Linked DNA regions of Homo sapiens: region 2 is linked to region 1. A link is an interaction called in ENCODE POLR2A ChIA-PET data of the cell type or tissue named here. Cell type or tissue: GM12878. All regions are shown on one strand. Region 1 has its middle 6.1 kb from the start of C1GALT1C1. Region 2 has its middle 67 kb from the start of C1GALT1C1.

Region 1 (5,000 bases):
CTTAATATTCCATTATATGGATGTACCATAATGAACTCAAACATTCCCTTATTAATGGCTATTTCCCACTTTTGCTATTATAAACAAGAATATCCAGTTTCAATTTTCTGCATACGGCTAGCCAGTTATCCCAGCACCATTTATTGAATAGGGAGTCCTTTCCCCATTGCTTTTTTTTTTTAACTTTGTCAAAAATCAGATGGCTGTAGGTGTGAAGCATTATTTCTGAGCTCTCTATTCTATTTCATTTGTCTATGTGCCTGTTTTTGTACCAGTACCATGCTGTTTTGGTCACTGTAGGCCTGTAGTATCGTTTGAAGTCAGGTAACTTGGTGCCTGCAGCTTTGTTCTTTTGCTTAGAATTGCCTTGGCTATTCAGGCTCTCTTTTGGTTCCATATGCATTTTTAAATTGTTTTTTCTAATTATCTGAAGAATGTCACTGGTAGTTTGATAGGAATGACATTGAATCTGTAAATTTCTTTGGGCAGTATGGCCATTTTAACATATTGACTCTTCCTATCTATGAGCATGGAATGTTTTTCCATTTGTTTGTGTCATCTCTGATGTCTTTGAGCAGTGTTTTGTAGTTCTCTTTGTAGAGTTCTTTCACCTCCCTGGTTGCTGTATTCCTAGGTATTTCATTCTTTTGTGGCTATTGTGAATGAGACTGTGTTCCTGATTTGGCTCTCAATTGGATGTTGTTGGCATATAGGAATACTACCGATTTTTGTACATTGATTTTGTATCCTGAAACTCTGCTGAAGTTATCAGATCAAGGAGCTTTTGGGCAGAGACTATGGGGTTTCCTAGATGTAGAATCATATCATCCACAAACAGGGACAGTTTGACTTCCTCTCTTCCTATTTGGATGTCATTTATTTCTTTCTCTTGCCTGATTGCCCTGCCCAGGACTTCCAATACTATGTTGAATAGGAGCGATGAAAGAAGGCATCCTTGTCTTGTGCCAGTTTTCAAGGGCGAATGCTTCCAGCTTCTGCCCATTCAGTATTATGTTGGCTGTGGGGCTGTCACATATGGCTCTTATTATTTTGAAGTATGTTCCTCTTCCTTACACCATACACAAAAATCAACTCAATGTAATCCCAGCACTGTGGGAGACCAAGGCAGGCAGATCACAATGTCAGGAGTCTGAGGCCAGCCTGACCAACATGGTGAAACCCCGTCTCTACTAAAAATACAAAAATCAGCCGGGCATGCTGGTGCATGCCTGTAATCCCAGCTACTCAGGAGGCTGAGGCAGGAGAATCGCTTGAACCCGGGAGGCGGAGGTTGCAGTGAGCCAAGATTGCACCACTGCACTCCAGCCTGGGCGACGGAGCGAGACTCCGTCTCAAAAAAATAAAAATAAAAAATAAAAAAATAAACTCCAGATAAATTAAAGACTTAAATGTAAAACCTAAAACTATAAAAACCCTGAAAGATAACCTAGAAAATACTAAATGGCATAGGCCCTGGCAAAGATTTCATGACAAAGATGCCAAAAGCAATTGCAACAAAAACAAAAATTGACAAATGGGACCTAATTATCCAAAGAGCTTCTGCACAGCAAAAGAAACTCTCAACAGAGTAAACAGACAACCTACAAAATGGGAGAAAATATTTGCAAACTATGTATCCAACAAAGGTCTAATATCCAGAATCTATAAGGAACTTAAATGAATGTACAAGCAAAAAACAGCACCATTAAAAAGTGGGCAAAGGACAATGATATTGTTTGGCTTTGTGTCTCCACCCAAATCTCATCTCGAATTGTAATCCCCACGTGTCCAGGGAGAGACCCAGTGAAAGGTGAATGGATCATGAGGACGGTTTCTCCCAAGCTGCTCTCATGATAGTGAGGGACTTCTCACTAGAGCTGATTGTTTTAAGTGTAGCACTTCCTCACTCTTCCTCTCTCTCTCTCCTGCCACCATGAGGAGACATGCCTTGCTTCCCCTTCACCTTCCACTATGATTGTACGTTTCCTGAGGCTTCTCTAGCCATGCAGAACTGTGAGTCAGTTCCGGCACAGTGGCTCAAGCCTGTAACCCCAGCACTTTGGGAGGCCGAGGTGGGTGGATCACCTGACGTCAGGGGTTCAAGACCATCTGGGCCAACATGGTGAAACCCTGTCTCTACTAAAAATACAAAAATTAGCTGGGTGTGGTTGCATGCGGCTGTAGTCCAAGCTACTCGGGAGGCTGAGGTGGGAGAATTGCTTGAACCTGGCAGGCAGATGTTGCAGTGAGCCGAGATTGTGCCACTGCACTGCAGCCTGGGCAAAAGAGTGAGACTGTCTCAAAAAAAAAAAAAAAGAAGAAGGAAAAGAATAAGTGTGAGTCAATTAAACCTCTTTCCTTTATAAATTATCCAGTCTCAGGTAGTATCTTTATAGCAGTGTGAAAACAGACTAATACAGACATGAACAGGCACTTCTCAAAAGAAGACATACATGTGGCCAACAAATATATGAAAAAATGCTCATCATCACTAATCTTTAGAGAAATGTAGATCGCAACCACAGTGGGATACCATCTTGTGCCAGTCAGAATGGCTATTATTAAAAAGTCAAAAATAGCAGATGCTGGTAAGGTTGTGGAGAAAAGGTAATGTTTATACACTTCTGGTGAAAATGTAATTAGTTCAGCAATTGTGGAAAGCAGTGTGGTGATTCCACAAAGGGCTTAAAACAGAATTATCATTTGACATAGCCATCCCATTATTGAGAATATACCCAAAGGAATATAAGTCATTCTACCATAAAGACATATGCATGCATATGTTTATTGCAGCACTGTTCACAATACCAAAAACATAGTATCAACCTAAATGCCCATCAATGGTAGACTGGCTAAAGAAAATGTGGCATGTATGTACCATGGAATACTATGCAGCCATAAAAAAGAATGAGACCATGTCCTTTGCAGCAACATGGATGGAGCTGAAGTCATTCTCATAAGCAAACTAACATAGGAACAAAGAAAAAAATACCACATGTTCTGTTTTTTATTTTTTGAGACAGAGTCTCGCTCTGTCACCCAGGCTGGAGTGCAGTGGTGCGATCTCGGCTCACTGCAACCTCTGCCTCCCAGGCTCAAGTGATTCTCTTGCCTCAGCCTCCCGAGTAGCTGGGACTACAGTTGTGTGCCACCATGCCTGGCTAATTTTTTTTATTTTTAGTAGAGATGGGGTTTCACCATGTTGGCCAGGTTGGTCTCAAACTCCTGACCTCAGGCAATCTGCCTGCCTTGGCCTCCCAAAGTGCTGGGATTACAGGCGTGAGCCACTGCGCCATGCCTTTTTTTTTTCTTTTTTTGAGACAGAGTTTTGCTCTTGTCGCCCAGGCTGGAATGCAATGGTGTGATCTTGGCTCACTGCAACCTCTGCCTCCCAGGTTCAAGCAATTCTCCTGCTTCAGCCTCCCGGGTAGCTGTGATTACAGGTGTGTGCCACCACACCCAGCTAATTTTGTATTTTTAGTAGAGACGGGGTTTCACCATGTTGGTCAGGCTGGTTTCGAACTCTTGACCTCAGGTGATCTGCCCGCTTTGGCCTCCCAAAGTGCTGGGATTACAGGCGTGAGCCACCACACCCGCACTCTCATTTATAAGTGAGAGTTAAACAATGAGAACACATGACACAAAGAGGGGAACAACAGACACCAGAGATTACTTGAGCGTGGAGGGTGGGAGAAGGAGAAGATTAAAAAACTAACTATTGGGAACTATGCTTATTACCTGGGTGACAAAATAATTTGTATGCCAAACCCCCAAGACATGCAGTTTACCTATATAACAAACCTGCACATTACCCCTTAACCTAAAATGAAAGTTAAAAAAAAAAAAAAAACTGCTGGCTTGACACAGTGGCATACGCCTGTAATCTCAGCACTTTGTGAGTCCGAGGCTGGAGAATTACTTGAGGCCAGAGCTCAAGACCAGCCTGGGCAACACAGCAAGCCCCTGTCTCTACAAAACATTATCCAGGGTGGTGGTGCCTGCCTGTAGACCCCATATTTGGAAGGCTGAGGCAGGAGGATTGCTTGAGCCTAGGAGTTGGAGGCTGTAGTGAGCCATGATTGCACCACTACACTCCAGCCTGGGTGTCAGAGTGAGACCCTGTCTCTAAACAAAAACAAAAAACAAAAACAAAAACAAAAACAGAAAAACAATAATGCATTTGCCCCTATTTCTGTGGGAGAGATCACTAGAATGGGTTTGCTGGGCCAAAAAGTATGAACATCTTAATTTTAATAGATACTAATTGCACATGTTTTTTAAATTAAGGCTGAGATATGGAATGTTGTTTTAAAAAAAACGCCATTACTGGCTGGGCGTGGTGGTTCACGCCTGTAATCTCAGCACTTTGGGAGGCCAAGGCAGGTGGATCACCTGAGGTTGAGAGTTGGAGACCAGCCTGACCAATGTAGTGAAACCCTGTTTCTACTAAAAATACAAAAATTAGCCAGGCGTGGTGGCATGCGCCTGTAGTCCCAGCTGCTCGAGAGGCTGAGACAGGAGAATTACTTGAACCTGGGAGATGGAGGTTACAGTGAGCCAAGATCACATCACTGCACTCCAGCCTGAGTGACAGAGTGAGACTCTGTCTCAAAAAAAAAAAAAAGCCATAAGTCAATCATCTCACTAACTTTATTTAAAATGCTAAGTATATGTAAGTTATTTGTCAAGTAAAGAACTGGGTTCTTAGACAATTTCTTATTAACAGAGCTTTTGGTGTTGAAAATCCCATGGTTTATTCTGTCTCAGAGCATCTTATGTCAATTTTGTGTGTGTGTGTGTGAGACGGAGTCTCGCTCTGTCACCCAAGCTGCAGTGCAATGGCATGATCTCGGCTCACTACAATCTCCGCTTCCCAGTTTCAAGCGATTCTCCTGCCTCAGCCTTCCAAGTAGCTGGGATTACAGGCGTGCGCCACCACGCCTGGCTAATTTTTTGTATTTTTAGTAGAGACGGGGTTTCACCGTGTTAGCCAGGATGGT
Region 2 (5,000 bases), 61 kb before region 1:
TTAAGATAGTTAAATCTTCTTGTTGAATTGAAACCTTTACCATTATGTAATGCCCTTCCTTGTCTTTTTGACCTTTGTTGGTTTGAAATCTGTTTTGTCTGAAATTAGAATTGCAACCCCTTCTTTTTTCTTTTTTCCATTTGTTTGGTAGATTTTTCAGCCTCTTGTTATTTGGAGCCTATGAATGTCATTACTTGTGAGATGGATCTCTTGAAGACTGCATACCATTGGGTCTTGCTTTTCTATCCGGCTTGCCATTTTGCACCTTTTAAGTGGGACATTTAGCCCATTTACATTCAAGGTTAGTATTGATATTTATGGATTTGATCTTGTCATTGGGCTGTTAGCTGGTTATTATGTTGGCTTGCTTGTGTGGTTGCTTTACAATGACACTGGTCTGTGTGTTTAAGTGTGGTTTTGTATTAGCTACCAGTGGTCTTTTCTTTCTATATTTAGTGCCCCCTTCAAGACCTCATGTAAGGCAGGTCTTGTGGTAATGAAGTCCCTTGATATTTGCTTATCTGAAAAGGATCTTATTTCCCTTTCACTTAGGAAGCTTAGTTTGGCTGGATATGAAATTATTGGTTGAAGATTTTTTTCTTTAAAAATGTTGAATATAGGCCCCCAATCTCTTCTGGCCTATAGGGTTTCAGCTGAGAGGTCTGCTGTTAGCCTGATGGGGATCCTCTTATAGGTGACCTGCCATTTCTCTCTAGCTGCCTTTAACATTCTTTCTTTCATTTTGACCTTGGAAAATCTGACAATTATGTGTCATGGGGATGATCTTCTTGTGGAGAATCTTGTAGGAGTTCTCTGTTTTCCTGAATTTGACTGTTGGCCTCTCTAGCAAGGTTGGGGAAGTTTTCATGGATGATATCCCAAAATAGATTTTCTCCCCCTCCCTTTTGGGGATGCCAGTGACGCATAGATTTGGCCTCTTTACATAATCCCATACTTCTCAGAAGTTTTATTTATTCCTTTTTATTCTTTTTTGTTTATTTTTGTCTGACTCTCTTATTTCACGTTCTGAGGTTCTTTCCTCAGCTTAGTTTATTCTGCTGTTAATACTTGTGATTGTATTGTGCAATTCTTGTACTGTGTTATTCAGCTCTGTCAGACCCGTTATGTTCTTCTCCTTCTTTTTTTTTTGACGGAGTCTTACTCTGTTGCCCAGGCTGGGGTGCAGTGGCATTATCTTGGCTCGCTGCAATCTCCACCTCCCGGGTTCAAGCAATTCTCCTGTCTCAGCCTCCCGAGTAGCTGGGATTACAGGCGTCTGCCATCATGCCCAGCTAATTTTTGTATTTTCAGTAGAGACGGGGTTTCGCCATGTTGGCCAGGCTGGTCTCGAACTCCGGACCTCATGTGATCCACCTGCTTTGGCTTCTTAAAGTGCTGGGAATATAGGTGCGAGCCACCATGCCCAGCCTAGGTTCTTTTTCAAACCAGCTATTTCACCCTTCAGCTCCGGTATCACTCTATTATGGTTCTTATTTCCCTTAGACTGGGTTTTGCCATCCTCCTGAATCTAAATAGTCTTTGTTCCTATCCATATTCTGAATTTTATTTCTGTCATTCTAGCCAGTTCGGCCTGGTTAAGAACTCTTGTTAGAGAACAAGAGGTGCGGTCGTTTGGAGGACATATGGCCTTCTGGCCATTTGAGTTACTAGAGTTCTTGCATTGGTTCTTTCTCATCTCTGCATGTTGGTAGCAACATGCAGATGCCGAGGAAGATCAATACACCCTACAAGAGATGTCCTGTAAGGTAGATGGGCAGGGCCTGGTGTCAGCTGTGGAGGGGTGGTGATTTGATGGCTGCTAAAGGGGGAAGACAGCTTTCCAGCAGCTGAGAGGTGGCATGGGCTGCCTATCAGGTGGTTGCTTTCATTGCATTGGCTGTGTTTAACCACAATGTGGGCAACCACTTAGAGAAACTGTACAGAAGACTTAAGAGCCAGATGCATTGTTGGAGTTGACAGCATTTATGGGGACTTCCAACCCTGACATTCTCAATTTGTGCAACTCTTTGGCATTTCAAAGAAAAGGAAACAGTAAGAAACCACATGAAACTGCAACATAGATTCAGTACAGACAATAGACTTCTTTTCTGGATGTTTTCACTGGGCCAAGGCTTTGTGTAGAGTCTTTATTTGAAGCTGATGTCTTGTCTCTGGTTTCAGAGGGGGATATGTTAGTGAAGTATTTTTCGTGTTGAAGCTTTGGGGTGTGATCCAGCAGGTGACACTTAGGCTTATTGGTCAGTTGGTAGACTCTTGTCCGGTTGTGTGGCTCCCCTATGTTTCCTCTCAGTTGCAGCTGTGTTCCCTCTCAGTGCCCTGAAAGTGTGGGGTCCTCTCCCCCTTAAGTGCTGGCCATAGTTCATGACTTGGCACTCTTGGGCTGCCCACTGCAGCTCTGGGGCAATCTCAGAGCTGCTAAGGAAGAGATCTTAGTAATGGTTGTGGCCCAGGGTCGTTTGCTCGACTCCTGGGGCCTCTATGCCAGAGAGATGCAGGTCAGCAATTGCTCAGTGCAGTCAGCCCAAGATGGAGGGTTTGTGCTGTGGACCCAAGCTAGGGGTTCCCTGCCTGGTGATGAGCCACGGTGGGTGTGTGGGACCCGTGGGACACAGACTGGCCACCTCTCCTTGGGTCAACTGCAGCTTGTTGGAGGTATGGATAAGGCACTTAGGGTCTTTGTTCCTTTGTTAGTCTGAGGGTGGCAAGGGCAGTGGCAGAGAAGCTTTCAAATGCCCCTGGAGGATCTGCACAGGGAGCTGCTGAGTTTGTACTGGCTCAAGAGCTCTGGTGGCAGGGTGTCTGGAGGCCCAGGCCTGGAGAACCTGCCCGGTGAGGAGATAGGAGAACGGGTGTATCGTAAGAGTCTGGCCACTTTTCTGTAGGGCTGCTGCAGTATGCTTGGGGCCTGCTTCAGTCTTTAGTCACCTCAGATTTTCCAGAACCTGGAGGTGTCACTAGTGAAGGCTGCAAAAAGACAAAGATGGCAGCATGTCCCTCCCTCTGGGAACTTTGTCCCAGGGAGGTGCAAACCTGTTGCTGGCCCAAAGGCACCTGTAGGAAGTGGCTGGAGGCCCTAGTTTGGAGGTCCCACCCCGTGAGGAGGAAGGGATCAGAACCTGCTTTTAAAAAGCAGCCTGGCCACGTTTTGGTAGAGTAGCTGTGCTGTGCTGGGAGTGCACTTCAGCCCCTGATCGCTTCAGACCCTCTGAAGCCCAAAGGCTGGAATGGCTAAGTCACCCAAACAGCAAAGAAGCAGCCCGCCCCTCCCTCCGGGAGCTCAATCCTAGGGAGAATTAAGATCTTTGTCAGCCGGAGAGCTCAGGCAGGGGTGGGCAGAGGCCCCATTGGGAGGTCCCATCCAGTGAGGAGGAACGGGATCAGGCACCTGCTTAAAGCAGCAGTCTGGCCATGTTTTGGTAGAGGAGCTGTGCTGTGCTGGGGGATCCCTTCAGCCTTCAGCTCAGACTCCAAAGTCTGAAGGCTGGAATGGCCAAGACACCCATACAGCAAAGATGGTGGCCCACCCCTTCCCCTGGGAACTCCTTCTTAAGGAGGTGCGATGCAGCTACTGGTAGTTGGCTGGAATTCCAAGCCAGTGGGTCTTATCTTGTGAGGTGCCATGGAAGTGGGGTGTGTGGGCTGTTGCGGCTCAGCCCCCTGGGAGAAGCCTGGTTTCCCCGGGTCACTCATTCAGTCACCGCTTCCCTGTGTGGCGGGGGGATCCCCTGGCTCCATGTTGTTCCTAGGTAGGCTGTTGTCTTGCTTTTATTCGTTCTCTGTGGGTCAGGTTGTTTCCTTGATTAATCCCAGTGTGAATGCCTGGATGTTTCAGTTGAAGGTGTTGTATTTATTTGCCCCTTCTTTTCCTCTACCTGACAGCCATGCACACTAGCTGCTTCTAGTTGGCTATCTTGGACACTCCCCTCCGCCCCCCACTCTGCCATTCAGCCTTTCAAAAGAAGGAAATTTGGCTGGGCATGGTGGCTCACACCGGAAATCTCAGCACTTTGGGAGGCCGAGGCGGGTGGATCACCTAAGGTCAGGAGTTCGAGATCAGCCTGGCCAACATGGTGGAACTCCATCTCTACTAAAAATACAAAAATTAGCCTGGCATGGTGGCGGGCACCTGTAATCCCAGTTACTGTGGAGGCTGAGGCAGGAGAATTGCTTGAACCCAGGAGGTGGAGGTTGCAGTGAGAGGAGATCACGCCATTGCACTCCAGCCTGGGCAACAAGAGTGAAACTCCATCTAAAAGAAAGAAAGAGAGAAAGAAAGAAAGAAGGAAAGAAAGAAAGAAAGAAAGAAAGAAAGAAAGAAAGAAAGAAAGAAAGAAAGAAAGAAAGAAAGAGAAAGAGAAAGAAAGAGAGAGAAAAAGAAAGAAAGAAAGAAAGAAAGAAAGAAAGAAAGAAAGAAAAGAAAGGAAAGGAAAGAAAGAAGGAAAGAAAGAAAGAAAGGAAATTCTAGCTAGGCATGTTGGTATGCATCTGTAGTCCTAACTACATGGGAGGCTAAGATGAGAGGATTGCTTGAGCCCAGGAGTTCAAGTCCAGCCTGGGCAACATAGCAAGACCCCATTCCTTAAAAAAGGAAGAAAATTTTGTCACTTGCAGCAACAACATGGATGGAATTAGAGAGCATTATGCTGAGTAATATAAGCCAGAATAGAAAAGCAAATACTACATGTTCTCAATTATATGTGGGATCTAAAAAACTTGAACTCATAGAAGCAGAGAATAGAATGGTAGTTACCAGAGGCTGGGGGTGGGGTGCATGGGGAGATGATGGTTAAAAAATATAAATAGGCCAGGTGTGGTGGCTCATGCCTATAACCCCAGCACTTTGGGAGGCCAAAGTGGGAGGATCGCTTGAGGCCAGGTGTTAGAGACCAGCCTGAGTAACATAGCAAAACCCCATCTCTACTAAAAATGAAAAAATTAGCTTGGTGTAGTGGCATGCACTTGTGGTCCCAGCTACTCAG

What was found. Peaks named below come from ENCODE experiments on the same cell type or tissue, not always from the same donor. Only the 100,000 strongest peaks of a DNase experiment are listed, where the experiment ranks them.
Region 2: POLR2A ChIA-PET joins it to region 1 with 8 read pairs; 2 of 35 experiments call an interaction of 5 or more read pairs at or near these places.

The regions. Positions count from the first base shown.
Region 1 is chrX:120,633,674-120,638,673 of GRCh38, reverse strand. No RefSeq gene overlaps it. Among named protein-coding and RNA genes, the nearest start is that of C1GALT1C1, 6.1 kb to the right of the region's middle. In GM12878, no CTCF peak of the experiment used is centred here; a DNase peak (open chromatin) is centred at 1,973.
Region 2 is chrX:120,694,210-120,699,209 of GRCh38, reverse strand. No RefSeq gene overlaps it. Among named protein-coding and RNA genes, the nearest start is that of C1GALT1C1, 67 kb to the right of the region's middle. RefSeq lists an enhancer at 2,028-2,127. In GM12878, no CTCF peak of the experiment used is centred here; a DNase peak (open chromatin) is centred at 1,979; H3K27ac peaks cover 1,102 bases.